Linked DNA regions of Homo sapiens: all the other regions are linked to region 3. The links are chromatin contacts, found by Hi-C or POLR2A ChIA-PET in ENCODE. All regions are on one chromosome and are shown on one strand. Each heading gives the region's core, a stretch centred on a gene start or an enhancer-like site at or near the end of the contact. The rest is flanking DNA. Distances are from core to core; before and after follow the strand shown.

Region 1 (2,700 bases), core at 140-2,639, 1.6 Mb before region 3:
GGAATTCCAACTCAAGTGTACTTCCTCCAGAGCCCTTGTTCTTTAATACTGAACTAGAATTGCAGAGCTTGGAAAGGACTTCACAGTGCAAGGACACGGAATTGGTACTACAGGCATGAAAAGAAGCCAGGCACGGTGGCTCATGTCTGTAATTCCAGCATTTTGGGAGTTCCAGGCAGGTAGATTGCTTGATCCCAGAACTTCAAGACCTGCCTGGGAAACGTGGTGAGACCCTGTCTCTACAAAAAATACAAAAATTAGCCGGGTGTGGTGGCGCACGCCTGTAGTCCCAGCCACTTGGTAGGCTGAGACGGGAGAATTGCTTGAGCCCAGGAGGCCAAAGCTGCAGTAAGCCGTGATTGCGCCCCACTCCAGCCTGGGTGACAGAGTGAGACCCTGTCTCAAAAAACACAAAAACAAAACAAAAAAACAACCCCCCAAACCAAAAAACAAAAACCTAAGAAAAGCCAGTAACTGATACTTTCTCAATCTCTCAATGAAATGTCCTTTCTGATACTTTCTCAATCTCTCAAGGACATGTCCGGTAGGAAAGGAGAAAGGAGTGAACAAATAGAATTTTGGCTACTTTGTTATACAATGTAAAAAGGCTTTTTGGAACACCAAGGCATAAACTAAGGTTATTTTAAAAAAGAAAATTTTTTTTTGATACGGAATTTCGCTCTTATTGCCCAGGCTGGAGCGCAATGGCTCGATCTCGGTTTACTGCAACCTCCACCTCCCGGGTTCAAGCGATTCTCCTGTCTCAGCCTCCTCAGTAGCTGGGATTACAGGCGCCTGCCACCACGCCCGGCTAATTTTTGTATTTTTAGTAGAGACGGGGTTTCATCATACTGGTCAGGCTGGTCTGGAACTCCTGACCTCAGGCGATCCGCCCGCCTCGGCCTCCCAAAGTGCTGGGATTACAGGCGTGAGCAGGATTTTCATTCTAACAAGTTCCAGGTGAGTTGATACAGTGGCTCCAGGGACCGACCACATTTTGCTAACCCCCGGCTTAGAGTTATTCAAAGAGCCCGTATATGAGACGCGGATTCCATCTAGGGCGTTTAGGTTTAATGATTAACAATTTCCCTCTTCTGCTCTCTCAAGGCAGCCAGGGAACAGGGAGACCATGATTCATGTCCAATCCCCGAGGCGCGTTATCAAGCTGCTGAAAGCAGGCCCTCCGGACTGCAGTTCCAAAGGGTCCCTTCCCAGGGAAGACGCCTGCAAAACCCAGATAGTACTATCCTGGAGTCACGCGGCGGCGCGCAGCCTCCTAGCCGCCCCCACCCGCCCGGCTCGGCCACAGCGGGGCGGGGCGCGGGGCTGAGCAGGCGCGAGGGCTGGCTGCTGGGCCGACGAGGGGCGGTGCCAGGCCGTGGGTCCTTAGTCAAGTGACGCGAAGCGGCCGGCCTGGGCGCCGACTGCAGAGCCGGGAGGCTGGTGGTCATGCCGGGGTTCCTGGTTCGCATCCTCCCTCTGTTGCTGGTTCTGCTGCTTCTGGGCCCTACGCGCGGCTTGCGCGTAAGTCTGCGGGACCCGGGTACGGGGAGGCATTGCTAGGGGACAGGCTGGCGGGGAACCGGGCTGGGGTCGCAGCCACCCGCGGTCCCGCAGGGCGGGGAGCCTGAGCCCCGAAGTGCCCCCCAGCAGGCTCGCGGCCGGCGGAACGCAGGCAGTGGACCGGCCTTCCCGTCGGGGGCGGGCCGGGCGGGGCGCGCGTCCTTCCAGGCAGCTCGGTCGCTTGTGCGTTCCGCTCCGGCCGCCCTTTGCGCTTGGATCCACTTCCCCATCTGTAACGAGGTGTTGAGACGAGGTGCGTGTAAACATTTCCTAAGTTGGCTTTCCGGGAGGGGATTCCAAGTTGCGCGGGTTAGAGGGTGCCTCCGGCTCTGGTTTGGGGCGCCCTCGCTTTCCCAGTTGGTGCTCTGCGGAGCGCTCCGGAAGGAGAAAAATGGGGTCAGGAGAGGCCCTTGCAGTGGGAACATTGGGTTATTTCCCCTCTGGGTGCTCTCCCTCTTCGTGCATCTTGTTCCTTTCTCACCACTCCCCGTCGCCTGCCCTTTGGCTTGGGTTTTTCTTTGTATTTGTGGGACCGTTTTCCTTCGGCGTTTGGGGGTCCAGGTTGAGGGGGGGAATAGGCAGGCTGCCGGGGGATGCCATCGTTGATCGGGGCAGGGCTGGCGAGGCGAATAGGTGAGGTGCGGGGCGTGCACAGTTGGTGGGAGAGGAAGGACAGCTTCACTCGCTGCGTCCGAGCTGAGGCGACTGGCTGAGGGGCTCCAAAGCGCTGCCTGGGGAGGTTTGCATCACACCTGCGGAAAGGAGAGTGGGTAGTTGCAAGCTGCTCCTCTGCACGTTCCGCGGACCAACTTTGGTTCCTCCAGGGTGTAGGTGGGCTGAGCCTGCAGTATGCTTTAAGTAAGAGCTGGTAGCATTTGACACCGTTGACTTGTAAGTTACACCCTTTAATAACGCTTTCAATAACGTGCCTAGGGCAGAGAAAAGTGGTACATTTATCTACAACCAAGATTGAACATCTTAAGTATTTGGAAAACAGCTGCTGAAAATGTTTTCATTTTGGGAAAAAGTCAGCACAGATTATTTGCTGCTCCCTCTTCACCCCGTCTGTGGTTCCCCTACCCCAGTATGTAGACAGAGTTTTCTTGTCCAGAAGGCCCGTAGGACCTTAGGAGTCAG
Region 2 (2,700 bases), core at 156-2,655, 1.0 Mb after region 3:
TAATATAGTTTATATTCACAGAATCAGGGACTCAAGAGCTTAGAAAATGGGGTGACATGGGGAGGCCGAGGTGGGCGGATCACGAGGTCAGGAGATCGAGACCATCCTGGCTAACACGGTGAAACCCCGTCTCTACTAAAAATACAAAAAAAAAAATTAGCCGGGTGTGGTGGTGGGCGCCTGTAGTGTCAGCTACTTGGGAGGCTGAAGCAGGAGAATGGCGTGAACCCGGCAGGTGGAGCTTGCAGTGAGTAGAGATCGCACCACTGCACTCCAGCCTGGTGACAGAGCAAGACTCCATCAAAAAAAAGAAAAGAAAATGGGGTGAATGAAAGCAGAGTTCTAGTGGGCCATTTTACCTAAGAACAGGTATTCCTTTTTTCTTTAACTCCCAAGACTGTCAGCAAATATATACTCAATGCAGGCAAGCAGAGAAATTTTGGTGTGACATATGGCACAAATACCAGTTTTCAAATGACACCCACAAAAAGTCACTAAGGAAGTAGAATCTGCCTACTGAAAGAATGAGGAAGATTCTGGGTCATTTGTAGAAAAACATTGACTGGATGTCTGTCAGTCTTATGATGAATCATAACTGAAGGGCAGACAGCTAGATGTCTTGGCATTTGGGGGTTTATGTAGAGACCCAAGACCTGAGTCCATTCCCCAGAATCCGGAGGAGGCAGGACTGATTCTGCTCAGTAAGGAGCTGATATTTTCATCTGTTTTCCATGTTGGAATAGGCTTTTCTGGAAAGAGCTAGGTGGACGGGAAATGGGATCAACAAGAACCTCAGATACTGCCTCAACCTAGAACTTGCATTAGTTGGTTTCCCTGTAGCTTTGCAAGTATGCAGGAGAGTAAAGAGTGTCATTAATATTCATCAACAGATCTCTACAGAGAAAAAAACAACAAACTATTTCTTGGTCTCTGGTTCTTTAAAGTATAGATAATCATAACGTTTCATGTAAAAATTGTTGCATTTCATAAAGTAATAGGTGTTTAAACAGAACAATAATAATTGAGCACTAGTGCACATATTCTCCCCCAACCCTGTCTCTCTGCCACTCCAACTTCAATACCCACTTGAACACCCACACCCCTCTAGTTTTTATTTCTGTAGAAGGAAATAATCTGAGAATGATGACTTTCATTTATTGAGTTCCTACTATGTGCCAGGTGGTGTTTAATTTCATAACAACTTTGCAACGTATGTACTCTCTCTGTTTTATAAATGAGTCTCCAAAAAGTGAGTAACTTGTCCAAGCTGTAACAGCTGATGAGCTATGAAACTAGAATGTAAAACAAAATTTGTCTGGTGATAGCCCCACCCATTTACCACATTATCACATGAATGGTATGCATGAAAGATTACACAAAGTTCATCTCATTTACCTATTGAGTCATGAGGAACTAGTCACCTGGTCTAAGCAGGTGCTCAGAGGCCACTGTTCTCCATTCCATAAGGATACACAATCACTCTTCCCATAGTTAAGACTCTTATGAAGGGCATAACCAAGTTTCTCCCTCCCATTAATAAAAACTTACTATTTTACTGCTGTCAGGCATAACTCTTTGTGCAATACAAATACTTAGCAATGTCTCTGCTTTGTGGTTCTAGCTGGGAGTGGTAATGGCAACATCTTAATTTGTTTCTCCCACCTTGCTTCTGACAAGGAACATGGTTGGGTCACGAATCATGATTTTAGCATTCACAAAGAACTATAATATCAGGAAATATGGAAGGTTGGGGTGGAGTGTGAAGGAGAAGAGGCTGCTGGACTGACCAGAGGTTTCCAGAAACAACACACTTGTCCAGGACTTGTAGCTGAAGAAGGTCATAACGAGTTGCCAACAGAAAACAAAGGACCTGTAGTCCCAGCCAAATCTCTGCTTACCTCTTACCAGCAGCTGTGGGTGCTTTTGCTAACATCTCACATCTGCAGTCTCATCCAGGGAAGTGTCCTTGGGCAACAGGAGCTGCCTAGCCCAGTAGTGTCAGGAGTTGGTGTCCTGACTCCTTCTGTTCCCACCTGGGGCAGCCCTGATCCAATGACTCACCAGCACAGGATTCATTTCTTCATCTTAAGATAGGGCAGGCTCTGTGGTACAGTTTACCCTCCAGAGGGTAAGGATGAAGAATAAAGATAGATTTCATCTGAAACCACATCTTTGCCTAGAGTTTTTTCCCCTTCTCTGTCCTATTTCTCTCACTTTCTTATAGATTTCTCTTGGAAGTACTCCCTGAATAGATCACGTGCATAAGAATTCCCATCTTGAACCCTGCTTCTAGGGAGTTTTTGGCCTAAAGAATTTTCAGAAGCCAGGTGACAAAACCAGAAGAGCAAAGATGCAAAGACTTAGAGCAGGGACCCAAGGGGAGAAGTGGAAGTGCTCTCTTGGTGAGTTTCTATGACAGGACTTCTCCAGTATCCTTATTGGTGGGCCATAGCCACATATATGGCTGAGGGTATGAAGGCAGGGAAGAGGTGACAAGGAAGAGGAAGAACAGGAAATTCAAGAATCTCTTTCAGAATTCTAAAATTCCTAGAAAACTACTCATTTCCTCAACTCTATAAGTTTTATGACATCTCTATTCTTTCCACAAAACATTCCACTTTGACCTTGACCCCTCTAGTAACTGAATTGGTGTCTTATAGGGCATAGTTCAATGTCATTTAAGTCTGGGCTTTAAACCCT
Region 3 (2,700 bases), core at 57-2,556:
AATCTAGGACTCCCATCACCGTGGTACTGTTTGCTCTTATCCACAAACCTTCCTGCAGACCAATAAAGGAACTAATGCAATGCTTTCAGATACTGTGCATAACACACTAAGGGTGACAGTGGCTAACAGGGTAAGGATCTTGTTCTAAAAAGCAACCCAAGACGATAGTGAAACAGTAAGGTGCTGAGTGCACTTAAGAGCTCTGAAAAAAAGCCACTCTTTAAAATACCTAATGATAAATAAATAAGAGTAGCTAGCTTTCAGATCACTTTCAGGGGTATTATTTCCTTCCCTCCAACACGCCATTCACTCTCCTTTTCCCTTCTCGTATCATGAGAGCATAAAAAGAAACAGTAAAAGCGTAAAACTGCAAGGGTGAGCAGCCGGGGTTCCGGCACATCTGGACCCACCTCCAGCGGCAACAGGGCAGCCCCCCTGGCCGATTCCGTCTGAACTAGCAAAAACGCGCCCGCAAATATGAAAGAACGCGAAAGCAGCGGGCGAGGAGGGCGGGGAATCGACCGACAGTCCGCGGAGGAGCTACCTGCCGCCTCCTGGCGTGGCGGGTCCGGACTCAGCGACCAAAGCGGGCTGCGAGGGACTGCACCCACACTCCCGGCGGCTGCACCCACACTCCCGGCGGCTGCATCCACACTCCTGGCAGTCTTCACACTAGCCCGGCCGAGAATCAAGGTTTCGCTCCTGGACCCCGACGCCCCGCCTCAGGCTGCACGGGGCAAACTTCGCCCACGGGCAGGGGGCGCGCCCGGAGCTCCGGGATCCGCGCCGGCCTCAGCCAGGACGCGAGCGGGGCTCCGCGGCGGCGCGGGGCCAAGTCGAGGAGAGCTGCGGCGGGCGGAGGAGCGGGTCCCGGTTCCCCGCGGGCCACGGGCGGGGGAGGGGCGGCGAGGCACTTACCACGGGTCGAACTCGTGGATGATGCTTTCGAAGCGGATGACGGCGAAGAGGCGCGAGCTGAAGCCGGCAAGCCAGGCCAGGAAGAGGATGGTGAAGGAGAGAAGCGACTGCCACCCAGCCGGCTGCGACAGCCCCCCGGACAGCCCCGCCGGGGCCGGCTTCGGCGGCGCCGCGCCGCCCGCCGCCTTGTGCGCGCACTGGGCCCCGGGCCCGTGGTGGCCGTGCCGGCTGTTTCCCAGGGCCATGAGGCCACTCCACGGGGACGAGTTGAGGGACGACTTGTGCTTGCTCTCCGGGGCCGAGGGCTCCGCCATGTTGTGCCCCGGCGGCGGGTCTAGCTCTCCTCCTCCGCCGCCGCCGCCTGGTGCGAGGGGTGCTGGGCGGGGACCCGGAGGAGGAGGAGGAGGAGGAAGAAAAAGGAGGAGGGAAGAGCTCTGCGCGCTCCCGCCCTCAGCGCCGCGAGGCCGGCGGACTGGGGGTGGAGGAAGCGGCGGCGGGGAGTCTCCGCCTCAGCAGCGGCCGCAATCGCCGCTCTCTCAACCCAGATGGCCCCGGCGCCCCACTAGCCATCCGTATCCCCAGTGCAGCTGCGGCGGCGGCGGCGAAAGCCGACGGGACGAGGGCGCCAGGAAAGAAGCAGCAGACGGAGGCGGCACCACGGCTCTGAGAAGCAATGACATTCCCTCTCTAGCCCGCCGCCCGCCCAGCCGAAAGGAGCAGGGGGAGGAGCCCCCTGGAGTCCGGGCGGAGCTCAAGCAACCTCTGACTCCGCCTCCGGCCCGACAGGAACTGGCCCCTCCGCCTGTCACAAAGCGACAGGTCCGTTAGGGGGCGGGCCCAGAACCGCTGCGCCCACCAATAGGGGCGCGAGCTGGGGCGGAGCTTGACCCAACCGTCTCCCCCTCCCCCCCACCATCCCGGCCTCGCGCCGATTCGCCCGGAGTGGCCGAGCTGCGCGGCTACGGCTTCATTGTCAGTTGAAAGACGCGGTTTCGCGCGCCTGTGCGGTCGGCGAGAAAGGGTACTAGGCGGCTCCGCTAGGTTCATGGAGCTGAGCTGGGCCGAGGGGCGGGAACTGCGGAGCGGCCTCGGTCAAACTCGTCTTAAAGGACGCGGAAAGCGCCGCACCGACCAGCAGGACGCTCGCGGGCTCTCCGCGGTCGTGACTTTTAACCCGCTTTGCGCGGAGCCCTCACCACGTGACGGCCGCGCAGGCGCATTATCCTAGCCCTCGGCGCGTGGGTCGGGCCGAGGGGTTCAGCAGCCCGTGGCGCTCCTCGGCTGGCGCTGCGAGTGAGCCCGCGGCGGCAGTGACACAGCCTACCTTGCTCATTGCCCTTCACGTCCCGCCTCCGGCTTCTGCGGCCGCGGGAATCCGAGAATGTGAGCAAAGACAAGTTTTCCGACACCGAAAACTCGTTGGAACCGGCAAGCGCGCCCCTAGCTCCGGCAGGCAAAATGCGACCTTCTCTCGCCCTTTTTCGTTTGTACTCCGAATTGCGAAAGTACTGTATGTTCACTGGAAATATGGGAAAATGCAGAAATACATTAACGGCTGCATACATTCCGTCGAGTGAGTGAAACTAACTTACCCTGGACGTTAAGCTGTTTCCAGTTCTCACTTTACTAAATAATAATAGAACGAAGGTTCTTGTGCACGTCTACCTTGTATTTTTATAATTCCTTTCCTTTCCCCACTTCCCTCCTTGTCCGCTAAAATAAAGTGCTACCAGATAAACTCAGGGCAAAATGAGCTTAAACTAAGTGAGGTAGTGGGGAGAC
Region 4 (2,700 bases), core at 148-2,647, 1.6 Mb before region 3:
GAGGCAGTGAACTGTGTTAAATTCTAGATGAAAGAGAGAAACAGCGGAGAGGGCCAATCCTGATGACTCACGGTGCACGAGTTCCCCTTTAAGCAGGGATGTGTCCTTGCAAGGAGTCCCTGCCCTTCCCTGGCCTCAATTTCATCCTCTTTAAAAGGAACTAGTCAGCTGGGTGCAATGGCTCACGACTGTAATCCCAGAACTCTGGGAGGCGAGGTGGGAGGATCACTTGAGTCCGGGAGTTCGAGATCAGCCTGGGCAACGTGGCGAAACTCTGTCTCTACAGAAAATACCAAAAAATTAGCTAGGTGTGGTGGCGCGCGCCTATAATCCCAGCTACTCAGGAGGCTGAGGTGGAGGATCACCTGAGCCTGAGGAGGTCAAGGCTGCAGTGAGCCATGATAGCGCCTCTGCACTCCAGCCTGGGCGACTGTGAGACCCTGTCTCAACAAAAAATAAAAATAAAAGGTACTTGTCGGCTCCTCAGGTCTTCTGCTTTATTATCGCAAGTCACCGCTCACTTGAGAAAAAAGGCGACTTTAATGGTATATACAGAAAAGAGGCGTCTGCCCTCAAATAACAGAGAACATTTATCAGGCACTTTGTTGGGTGCCTGGCGCTGTACTGCGTTCTGTGTACGTATTCTCTACCTTAGAGTTACCCTTCAAGAAAGGCATTTTCATCTCTAGTTGAGATGAAGAAGGAGACAGGACTTGGAGGAGACCTTTGGCAGGGCTGGATGGGAGGGAGCCAGGTCTAGAACTGGAGGGGCAACGCGGCCCCGGGCGCAGGGGCGGGGCTAGGGCCTGGAGGCTGGGTCAGGGGCGGGGCCGGGGCCTGGGACGGGGCGAGGCGGACTTGCCTTGAAGTAAGCGAACTGCAGGAACTTGTAGGGCTCGCGGCGCTGGAAGTCCGCCAGCACCTCGCGGCTGGGCTGGGACTGGCGGAAGGCTGGCAGGCCCTGCTTGCAGCGCTTGAGGCAGTGCGCGCGGCGCAGCAGGCCCCCGAAGAGGCGCAGCTCGGGATAGCTGGCGAGGCCGGCGGCGGGCTCGGGCTGCGGCGCGGCGCTGCAGTTGCGGTGGCAGAAGGCCTCGCTGTCGCGCAGCAAGCGGTGCAGCCGCAGGCTGATCTCCAGGTAGCCCACGCTCTCGGCCCAGTGCTCGCCGCTGTACTTGTCCAGCGCGTGCCGGTAGGCCGACTCGAGCGGCATCAGCTCGTCCCGTGGGAAGCTGCGGAAGCTGTAGCGTTCGTATTGGGCGCGCCCGGCGCGCAGCGCGCAGGCCACGCACAGCAGCGCTAGCAGCGCCGCGGCCCCCCGGCGCCCCGGCTCCATCGCGCCCGGCGAAAGGAAGGAAGGAAGGGACGAAGGAAGGGAAAAGGGGAGGGAGAAGGAAAGGAAAGAGGACGGTGCGACGCGGCGGGCCCAGTGCTTTCGGGGCGGGGACGCCAGCCTCCGGCCCGCCCCGTCCGGCCGCCCCTCCCCACCCAGCCGGGGGATCTGGGCGCCAGCTGCCAGCACCTAGAGGGTGCCCGGGAAAGGCGCGCTGCGCACTGGTTCACGCAGGCTGATGCGCATGATGGGACTCTGCCGCTCATTCACTTGGAGACCCGCCTGCAAGGCCGACGCGGCCCTAATAGATTATATACATCGGCCCTACGGTCTATATAATCTACGATCTTTATATTCGTTTGGAGGTTTGTGAAAACGAAGATTCCTGGGCTGTGCCCCCAGAGTTTCTGATTCAGAAAGTCTGGGGTGGAGGTCTGACGATTTGTGTGTTTAACCAGCACCCTGATGAGGCTAATGCTGCGGGCCCAAGGGCCGCACTTTTAATAGCACTGCCCAACCTTAAATTTTAGTGAGAGAAAAAGACAGTGCAAAAATAAAATTAATAAGGATGTCAGCACTTTGTAAACTGTATAGCTAGTCAGGTTGAAGATGTGCACACCTTATGAATCTGCAACACCATTCGGTGGAATATGCTGGAGAAGCTTGCGCGTGTGCATCAAAAAATATGGATGGAATGTTAATGGCAGCACTTTTAAAAAATCTTTAAACTTTTAAATCTTGAAATAATTTACAAGAAAGCTGCAAAAACAGTACAAAAAGTTCCTATATACCCTTCATCAAGATTCACAAGTTGCTAACGTTATACCACATTTCTATCTTTACATTTTTTTCTGACTCATTTGAGATAGGTTGCATGTATCAGGCCCACTGTCCGTTAGTCTTTTTTTTTTCTTTTTTTTTTTCCTTTTTTTTTTTTTGAGACGGAGTCTCGCCCTGTCACCCAGGCTGGAGTGCAGTGGCGCGATCTCGGCTCACTGCAACCTCCGCCTCCCGGGTTCAAGCAATTCTCCCTGCCTTAGCCTCCCGAGTAGCTGGGATCATAGGCACACACCACCATACCTGGCTAATTTTTCTATTTTTTACTAGAGATGAGGTTTTGCCATGTTGGCCAGGCTGTTCTTGAACTCCTGACCTTAGGTGATCTACCTGCCTCTGCCTCCCAAAGTGCTGGGATTACAGGCGTGAGCCACCGTGCCCAACCCCTTAGTCTTTCAGTATGTATGTCCTAAGAATGAAACTACCAGACAATCAAATTTAGGAAATTTAATACTGATAGAAGACTTTAATCATGTTCCATTTCCGGTTATGTCAGCTGTTCCAATTATGTCTTTCATGGCACTTTTTTCTCT
Region 5 (2,700 bases), core at 114-2,613, 1.0 Mb before region 3:
AGCTCCAAGAGTTCTTTAGGCCCATCACTTCTAGAGGTTGGTCAGATATTAATGGTGTGAAAGGTAAAGAAAGTCATTGATAACAATTAACATGTGGTAAGCGCTTAAGATTTGCCAGTCGTTATTCTAAGCCATTTTACATGAATCATCCCGTTTAATCTCAATAACAACTCTAAGTTCTTTTATCCTCATTTGACAGATAAGGAAACTGAGACTCACGGAGGTTAAGTAAATTGCCTAAGGTTACACAGCCAGTAAACTCGAAGAGCTAGACCTGAACTCAGATTTGCCAGCCTCCAAAGGCTTCCAGACTTCTAACCGTAATGCTAATATATAGCAAATAGTCTTTAGTTGTGGATTTTCTCACTAGCATAACAGCATTGATCAGGCCATATTCTAGCAAGTGATTTTCAAATATGAAGTGACAGAGATAACATACAAAGGCCAGGCAATTTTAAGCAAATGCTCTTACAGGTGTACTAGGACAGAGCCTTAAAACCAATGACTCCTTCTAAACATGGAGTTCAGACATTCAAATACCTTTACCTAGTAAAGTTCTAATAGAAAAGGAGTTATTTTAGGGCTAGTATAAGTCCATCCATGTATTCCCAGTGTCAACTGTGCTCGACGTAGTAAGTGTGGAATCAATGTCTAGTGACCGGTTAGATGACCCGCATAGTGGATCTTTTCAAATCTCACATGGAGGATCTCATACAAAAACATTAAGAACATTAAAGCAAGCCCTGACAATAATTTTTAAAAAATAACAGTCTATTTCCAGGGTAAACAATTACTTTGTCACGCCGCTGCTTAGGGGCTCGGAGAACCTGCTTCTGATGTGGGTCCAGGTTGAGGAACACTTCGCCACTTGAGAACGCAAATAAAGTCCAGAAATCCAGGACCACAGCAATACTCCAGCCCAGGGTTGCAGGGCAGCCTCTTTACCAGCCGGGCGACCCATTTCTATCTTGGCGCCGGCGAAGCGCCGGTTTGGGCGGGGGACCGCTCTCAGCCTGAACAGTGGGTGGGCCGGCAATGACAATGCAGGAATTCCGCGCAGGCCGCAGGGTTTGGGGACCTGTCTGAAGGGTGGGAGGGAGCACTTTTCACCTGACACACCCAACCCCCCTGCCGCAGCCCAGGGCCGCGGATGAGCGGAAGGAAAGCACTTCCATACTGTCAGATCACTGGGCTTCAGTTGCAGCATAGCGGCCCACCCCGCCGCCCGCGTACGCTCAGCCCCTCAGCGCCGGCCAGGCAGCCACGCACGCGCAGTCCGTTCTCGCTCGCTCCATCAGTCCTGGCCCGGCCCGGGGCCCCGCCCCCGCAGGCCCCGCCCCGCTCCCGTGCGCTGAACGCCCCATATCCGGGTTCCCGCCGCCTCCACCGCCACCGCCTCAGCCGCCTCGCACATTTAGTCTTGCCGGGAGTGGTGTGATTCCCGACCAAGATGGCGGCCGTGGGGCGAGTCGGCTCCTTCGGTTCTTCTCCGCCGGGATTATCCTCGACTTACACTGGCGGCCCCTTGGGCAACGAGATAGCGTCGGGCAACGGTGGCGCCGCGGCAGGCGACGACGAGGACGGGCAGAACCTTTGGTAACGACTCCACCTCTCCCTCAGCCCCCGCTGGCTCCCCCGGCCTTGCGCGGACGCCTCGGGATCCCGTGCCCGCTGGAGCTCGGCGCCGGGCCCGGCCACTGCGTTCCCGGCAGCCCCATCCCCGGCGCGCCGAGGCCGGGTCCGTCCCTCCCGCGCTGCGGCTCCGGCCTCCGGCCTCACCGTACGCCTTGCTTCCCGTTAGGTCCTGCATCCTCAGCGAGGTCTCCACCCGCTCGCGCTCCAAGCTCCCTGCGGGGAAGAACGTGCTACTGCTGGGTAAGTGTTCCCTGCCTCGCCCCGCCCCGCCCGGCCCCCAGCGGCCCGGGGTACCTGGTCCGCGGGCTAGCTCGCTGGCTCTCTTTGTGCGGACAGCCGGCCCAGCCCCGCCCCGCCTCGCCTCCCGACCTGTCGCGGATGGCTGGGAGAGAAGGGGAACACGAGACCCTTGACCCAGGACCTGCGGGGACCCGCCCTCCCTCAGGTTCCTCCTCCTCCTCCCCGGTATATGGGGGTGGCCCTGACAGCTTCCCCTGGGAAGGACAGAATTCGATCGCTCATCTGAGGGATTCTCGTGGCCTGGGGTTTATCTAGAAAATGACAGGTTTTCTTTCATCACAAAAATTGGTAGCAGGAGGCTCTTTGCGAGAGCTGCAGCGCAAATGGCATGCCATTAATATTTAATAGCTGACTCTTTGTATAATTGACAGAAGCTAGAACTAAGACCTGGCGATAAATGTTCTTGATTCAGCGTTCTCTGGTACAATGTGCTCGTGTTGCAGCTACCTTAACTGTCACATATAATTCTGAAATTTGTAAAGGGCAGTAGAACACAACTTTCTAGTTAAGTCTTTTCAGCCAAATGGATGTAATAAGGAGAAACGGTCCAGTGTCAGTTCTCCTGATTGTTCTGTATCTCCTCGGCTCTCTGGAAGTTGTGTATTCTGTTTCTTTAGTGACTCTGGGGGTGGGGATAGAGGACTGAGGGAGAATAGTTCGCAGATTCGCATTTTTCTAGGCTTAGCTCCTGAATCATTTATAGGAGAAATTTCTCTATATAGCTCTTTACATGCGAGATAACTGAAGTTTGGCTTATACGATGAT

What was found. A loop is a pair of places that touch in the nucleus more often than their neighbours do. ChIA-PET counts read pairs that join two places held with the same protein, here RNA polymerase II (POLR2A). Pooled maps may share reads with other maps.
Region 1: a map of B cell shows a loop between it and region 3 (11-fold over the local background). The contact joins the promoter of GLB1 here to the promoter of STT3B in region 3. A Hi-C loop is called at or near these places in 1 of 168 maps with a recorded cell type or tissue (B cell), 1 of 37 single-sample maps with no recorded cell type and 8 of 50 pooled maps.
Region 2: a loop to region 3 is called in a pooled map, with 6 times the contacts of the local background. The contact joins the enhancer-like site here to the promoter of STT3B in region 3. A Hi-C loop is called at or near these places in 2 of 37 single-sample maps with no recorded cell type and 5 of 50 pooled maps. POLR2A ChIA-PET finds 5 or more read pairs at or near these places in 1 of 52 experiments (activated CD4-positive, alpha-beta T cell).
Region 4: a map of naive thymus-derived CD4-positive, alpha-beta T cell shows a loop between it and region 3 (10-fold over the local background). The contact joins the promoter of CRTAP here to the promoter of STT3B in region 3. A Hi-C loop is called at or near these places in 1 of 168 maps with a recorded cell type or tissue (naive thymus-derived CD4-positive, alpha-beta T cell), 5 of 37 single-sample maps with no recorded cell type and 10 of 50 pooled maps.
Region 5: a map of CD8-positive, alpha-beta T cell shows a loop between it and region 3 (18-fold over the local background). The contact joins the promoter of DYNC1LI1 here to the promoter of STT3B in region 3. A Hi-C loop is called at or near these places in 3 of 168 maps with a recorded cell type or tissue (CD8-positive, alpha-beta T cell, gastrocnemius medialis and naive thymus-derived CD4-positive, alpha-beta T cell), 6 of 37 single-sample maps with no recorded cell type and 22 of 50 pooled maps. POLR2A ChIA-PET finds 5 or more read pairs at or near these places in 1 of 52 experiments (activated B cell).

What each region holds. Positions count from the first base shown.
Region 1 is chr3:33,095,835-33,098,534 of GRCh38, reverse strand. GLB1 (galactosidase beta 1) reads left to right here and starts at 1,389. Exons shown (of 16, transcript NM_000404.4): 1 at 1,389-1,524. The coding sequence starts at 1,450. TMPPE (transmembrane protein with metallophosphoesterase domain) reads left to right here and starts at 1,389. Exons shown (of 2, transcript NM_001039770.3): 1 at 1,389-1,816. RefSeq lists a silencer at 1,192-1,801.
Region 2 is chr3:30,501,541-30,504,240 of GRCh38, reverse strand. No RefSeq gene overlaps it. Among named protein-coding and RNA genes, the nearest start is that of LINC01985, 16 kb to the left of the region's middle. Within about 2 kb of position 1,405, at least 2 of the 41 ENCODE cell types and tissues checked have a DNase peak (open chromatin) inside an H3K27ac peak, as active enhancers do.
Region 3 is chr3:31,531,531-31,534,230 of GRCh38, reverse strand. It overlaps STT3B (STT3 oligosaccharyltransferase complex catalytic subunit B), which reads right to left and starts at 1,306. Exons shown (of 16, transcript NM_178862.3): 1 at 919-1,306. The coding sequence starts at 1,232. RefSeq lists enhancers at 574-633, 1,484-1,623 and silencers at 794-943, 1,024-1,153, 1,184-1,413, 1,724-1,983.
Region 4 is chr3:33,112,711-33,115,410 of GRCh38, reverse strand. It overlaps CRTAP (cartilage associated protein), which reads right to left and starts at 1,397. Exons shown (of 7, transcript NM_006371.5): 1 at 863-1,397. The coding sequence starts at 1,333. RefSeq lists an enhancer at 1-686 and silencers at 638-827, 1,268-1,567.
Region 5 is chr3:32,569,521-32,572,220 of GRCh38, reverse strand. It overlaps DYNC1LI1 (dynein cytoplasmic 1 light intermediate chain 1), which reads left to right and starts at 1,363. Exons shown (of 13, transcript NM_016141.4): 1 at 1,363-1,596; 2 at 1,802-1,875. The coding sequence starts at 1,451. RefSeq lists silencers at 1,166-1,425, 1,606-2,095 and an enhancer at 1,370-2,155.